Linked DNA regions of Homo sapiens: region 1 is linked to region 2. The links are chromatin loops, found by intact Hi-C in ENCODE. Cell type or tissue: ascending aorta. All regions are shown on one strand. Links, peaks and the distances in the headings refer to the core of each region. The heading gives the core; the rest is flanking DNA. Region 1 has its middle 41 kb from the start of MIR3660. Region 2 has its middle 120 kb from the start of MIR3660.

The links. A loop is a pair of places that touch in the nucleus more often than their neighbours do. Peaks named below come from ENCODE experiments on the same cell type or tissue, not always from the same donor. Only the 100,000 strongest peaks of a DNase experiment are listed, where the experiment ranks them.
Region 1: a loop joins it to region 2, with 2.0 times the contacts of the local background. A loop is called at or near these places in 1 of 110 quality-filtered maps.

What each region holds. Positions count from the first base shown.
Region 1 is chr5:90,056,389-90,059,208 of GRCh38, reverse strand. No RefSeq gene overlaps it. Among named protein-coding and RNA genes, the nearest start is that of MIR3660, 41 kb to the right of the region's middle. In ascending aorta, for the core only: no CTCF peak of the experiment used is centred there; no DNase peak of the experiment used is centred there; H3K4me3 peaks cover 387 bases; H3K27ac peaks cover 360 bases.
Region 2 is chr5:90,133,654-90,136,473 of GRCh38, reverse strand. No RefSeq gene overlaps it. Among named protein-coding and RNA genes, the nearest start is that of MIR3660, 120 kb to the right of the region's middle. In ascending aorta, for the core only: a CTCF peak has its summit at 365; DNase peaks (open chromatin) are centred at 362 and 1,353; H3K27ac peaks cover 2,500 bases.

The DNA of each region.
Region 1 (2,820 bases), core at 187-2,686, 77 kb after region 2:
GTGTTTCTCTGATGGCCAGTGATGATGAGCATTTTTTCATGTGTCTTTTGGCTGCATAAATGTCTTCTTTTGAGAAGTGTCTGTTCATATCCTTTGCCCACTTTTTGATGGGGTTGTTTGTTTTTTTCTTGTAAATTTGTTTGAGTTCTTTGTAGATTCTGGATATTAGCCCTTTGTCAGATGAGTAGATTGCAAAACGTTTCTCCCATTCTGTAGGTTGCCTGTTCACTCTGATGGTAGTTTCTTTTGCTGTGCAGAAGCTCTTTAGTTTAATTAGATCCCATTTGTCAATTGTGGCTTTTGTTGCCATTGCTTTTGGTGTTTTAGACATGAAGTCCTTGCCCATGCCTATGTCCTGAATGGTATTGCCTAGGTTTTCTTCTAGGGTTTTTATGGTTTTAGGTCTAACATTTAAGTAAAGTTCATATGGAACCCAAAAAGAGCTTGCATTGCCAAGACAATCATAAGCCAAAAGAACAAAGCTGGACACATCACGCTACCTGAGTTCAAACTATACTACAAGGCTACAGTAACCAAAACAGCATGGTACTGGTACCAAAACACAGATATAGACCAATGGAACAGAGCAGAGCCCTCAGAAATAATACCACACATCTACAACCATCTGATCTTTGACAAACCTGACAAAAACAAGAAATGGGGAAAGGATTCCCTATTTAATAAATGGTGCTGGGAAAACTGGCTAGCCATATGTAGAAAGCTGAAACTGGATCCCTTCCTTACATCTTATTTTTCAAATTTCAAATAAATCTTTGGTGATAGCTCTGCTTTATGCTGACTTTCCTTACAAGTTTCAAAGACATTCAAATCTAGGGAATTGTAGGATATGTCAGTAACTCATGCAGAGGAAAAAGGAGAGAAAATCTTTGAAAAGCAGTCACTGAAGCCTGGGAGTAATATATGCAGTGTTAGATGGTATATAGAATTACAATAACATAGTATGGTATAATCTTTGCCTTAATGATACCTATTATTTAATGAGAGTAAAATAAACAGTATAGTCACTATTATTAAAGCCAGCATTTATTGAGAGCATCTCATATGGCGGGCACAATGATAAGTGATTTTGTAGAGTAATAATTTAGTATTTATGTAAGCCTTACGGGATAATTGCTATCATTATTTTTATTTTACAGGTGAGGAAAGTGAGGCTTGGAGAGACTAAGTAACTTGCCCAGTGTCACAAAACTAGAAGGCAGCAGAGCCAGTATTTGAACCCAGATCTGTCGACTGTCAAGCCCATATTCTATTATACACAGTGTTTTTACCTGAAAACACAAAATTACATATTTAGAAGAATTGTATAAATAAACAGTTTTATATACATATGCATATTTATCCAGTTTGTATTACTGGAGCAATTAAGAGCAAGATAATCTTTGCTCTGTTCTAATTGTGCACTTGGCTAAACTCAAATACCAAAATGCAGAAATTACTAACCTTCCTCTGTATTTTAAATTATACTTTAGGGAGTGGGTGGAAGGTTTCCTTTTTTTTTTTTTTTTTTTTTTTTTTTTTTGAGAGAAAGTCTGTCTCTGTTGCCCAGGCTGGAGTGCAGTAGTGAGTGGTGGGTGGCGGATGGCGCGATCTTGGCTAACTGCAACCTCCGCCCACCACCGCGCCATCCGCACCCCCTTCTCGCCCCCCACATTCAAGCAGTTATTGTGCCTCAGCCTCCGGAGTAGCTGGAACTACAGGCATGCGACAACATTCCTAGCTAATTTTTTCTGGCCTCAAGTGATCCGCTGGCCTTGGGCTCTCAAAGTGCTGGGATTTCAGGGATTACAGCCACCTCGCATGGCCAAGTTCGGGAGTGGGGGGAAGGTTTTAATGGTTTTATCAGATTGCTTTTCCCTGAGAAGTCAAAAACAAAAAACAAAAAACAAAACCCCAGAAACAAAACAAAAAAAACCCACATTTTTTCAAAGTGTATTTGCTTTCCTTTGTTACTTTTATATTGTTAAGTAATATTTGTTATTAAGAAATTTAATTTGTTTAGTACTCTAGGTTGTCATCTGTTTTTTTAAGTAGGCCACTTTGTAAAAATTTGGCATGTACAAAAGTGCATTAACTTTTTTCAGGTCCCCATTTAGTGCGCTGCTGGAGTAATTCATTGGTCTGTTATGCATCCTGGAGTAGTTTGCTGGCAAAGTAAAGAATGTCATCTGTTAAAACTCCCGAGAATATGCTGGCTTCTGTAGATGCATAATGACTTATTAGAAAAAAAACAGAAACAACAACAACAAAAAAACAAAAACAACTCTGGAGATTCTGCTGCAGATTTTGAAGAGAATCTTCAGTGTCTCTGAAAAAATCTCACGTCTCTGAAATTCTTAAAATTCAGTAAAATCCTATTAAGTTGATATTGGTGTTTTAAAGCCAGCTAGAATTTGAAGAGTAATTCCCAAGTCATCTAAATTATATTATCTGAACAAATATAAAACTTGGAAATTTGACCCAGAGCAATGTGCATCTAGAAACATTTAATATCAAGTAAGTGTTTTTAAAAGTCTGAAAATACTCAGTATTAACTCACAATTTGTAAAGCACCTAGCAAAAAGCAAAAAGAAAGAGGATTAAAGCAGTGTTTACATTTTAGTTTTTTCTTCTGCCTTTCTTTTTTTTTTTTCTTTCTCTAAATCCCTTGTCAAATAACCATTTGTGTCAATAGCAAGTGGTTTGCCTGAAGGAACAATCTCATTTTATGCTTAAGTTGGCTCACTTAAAATCAAATAATGGTGAATTTATATATCTTTAATTCAAAGGTGTTTCTTCCTGGTCCCTGTTGTTTTAAAGAGT
Region 2 (2,820 bases), core at 187-2,686:
ATAGCGGGATTGAAAGAGCTGTAACACCAACAGATCTGAAACACCCCCCTCTGCCCCGTGCTCACCACATTGTGGGTGACCAAAAGGAGAAAATAGCTGTGGCCCTTTGGGGAGCCTAGACCTAGGGGCTCACCAGAGCCAGGGCTGTGACACCCTCTTTGGGGCTCTGTGGTTCCTGGCATCTCCAAGCTTCCAGCAGCTGCAGCCTTGCATGGAGCTGGCACCTGTGCCAGTGTCTGAAGCTGCCTGCCCCGCCACAGCAGTTGGCATGTCTGGCTGTGTGCAGTGGCTGACCCTGTGCTCACTCGTCCACACACCCCTCTCCACTCTGTGCCTGGTTTACCCTTCGCAGGTGTGGGATCTTGGCCAGTAGTGCAAGCTGAGCGCAGCCTGCTGGGCTGAGTGGGCATAACAAGCCCAGCAGACACAAGCAACTCTCAGCAGAAGGTGCTGCCGGCTGGCGAAGCAACACCACAAGGATCCTGTGACACAGTCATGAACTGCTTAATGACATTTTGGTCAATGATGGACTGCAAATACAACAGTGTCCCATAAGATTACAATGGAGATGAAAAATTCCCATCACCTAGTAACACTGAAGCCGTGGTAATGTTGTAGTGCAACACTTGATCTTTTCTGTGCTTAGATATGTTTAGATACACAAATATTTACTATTGTGTTACAATTGGCTACAGCATTAAGTGTAGTAACATGGTTTGTAGCCTAGGAGCAATAGGCTATACCATATCACCTAGGTGTGTAGTAGGCTATGCCATCTAGATTCGTGTATGATGTTTACACAATAAAATAGCCTAATGATACATTTCTCAGAATGTATCAGGTTGTTAAGCAATGCATGACTGTATTGGACTTTGCATTTAAAAATAGAATACTAGAAATAATACACCGGAAATATTTCCAGAAGGAAGCTTCTAAACCTCTTTGTCTTTGCAGGTTCCTAGAAAACAAATATATTTAACTACATTAGTAAAGATACACTGTAATTCTAAGCCCTTGGGTTCAGAATGGGATAAAGAATTCTTCAGAACATGAAAAAAGATACAGGGGGAGGTTAAACATGGTAAGGGTTTTCTAATGCTGGGGTTCTTTGGAGAAGGAAAAGTGGATCTATAACTTTTCTAGGAAGCAAAACCAAAAGGCCAGAACCACCTTTCCTTTTATTCTTGCCGGTCTGCAGAAACCTGTGCTTGCCCACAGAAAGAAACTCAGAAACACTTGGGCCTATAAACACTGGCATCCCAACTGTACTAAATCTCTGCCCAGCTATTTTGGGTAGGCTAGAGGAAAAATAGCAGACTGCAAAGGAGGAAGCTTGGGGACCCGCCAAGGCCATGACGTACAGTTTTCCAAGCAAAGGTTATGGCTGAATCAGAAAAAGCATGTCTGAGTCAGGCTCAGATACAAGGCTTCCTCTTCTCAAGTTCCTCTGCTTATCTCATGGGCAGAGAAGGCTGGAGTTCACAGTGACTCTCCACCTCTCAAAGGTGATCCGACAGGTCACCACACAACATTGTGTTGAACTTTCATGAACCTAGAAGGAGGTGCTGGTTGGAGGTATTCTCTGTATCGTTTTTGTTTTATTTTGCCATTTGCCCAACAAACCACCCATTTACCTTTTTTAATGAAGCCAAAGATTCCCAGTGGAGAAATAATTAGAACCACTGTCATTTTTCTAAAGTCATTTGATGTTTCAACAGCTCCAATGAGTGGCTGCACAGCAGTATTATTCACACTACTCTTAGCTTGGAAAAATAAAGAAACTTTGAAAAAGAGTATTTTTCTTATGTTAGGTTCTTCTTAGTTTCTGGATCCAATAGCTGGGCAAGTGATTTATTTTTCTTTTATCAGATGTGGATGGAATTGGTAGCAGGGTCATCTACTGGATAGTGAATAAAATAACTCAGGAAAAAAGTCACTGCATTCCAAACTTACATGTAAATAAATCAAGTGAATTCTGTCTTTTTTCTTCTTGTTTCTTGTGGGAAGGATCCAGGTAACCTCTGTCAAAATCTCAGTTTTTCAGAAAAATGGCTTTCTATCTTAAATGGCCAGGTAACTCTTGGACAAATGATTTAAATAATGGATCAGTTTTAAGTATAAGTATCTTAGGACTATGCTGCTTCTTTGTCCAGGCTCAGTAAGTTCAAACATGCTCAGTAATGATGTGAATGCTCAACTTGAAATCACACAACTAATGTTTTAAAATGTGAACTTTTTTCATAAAGAAGGACTATATTTTAAAAACAATTGTATTAGTCAGCTCATGCTGCCAAGACAAATACCATAGACTCAGTGGCTTAAACAACGGACATTTATTTCTCACAGTTCTGGAGGCAAGGTGTCAGCTGATTTGGTTCCTGGTGAGGGCTCTCTATCTGGCTTCCAGACGGCTGCTTTCTCTATCTCTTCATATGACAGACAGAGAGAGAGAGAGAGAGAGAGGGAGAGAGAGAGAATGAGAGAGAGAGAAAGAGAAAGAGAGAGAGAGATCTGGTGTTTCTTTCTTACAATTATACAAGTTTTATCAGATCAGGGCTCTACCTTTATGACCTCATTTAACCTTAATAACCTCCTTAAAGGACCTATCTCCAGTATAATCTAATGGGAGGTTAGGGTTTCAACATATGAATTTTTGCAGGGCACAATTCAGTCCCTAACACCAATTGTGGGTAGTATGAAACCGTTTGCCTTACCAGTAAGTCTTGACTTAAGAAACAGATCAGTGAAGGGCCACACAGAAGTAAACAGCAACTTTGTTTTGACATTTTCTTTTGTGGGAGAAGAAACATAGATGTATAA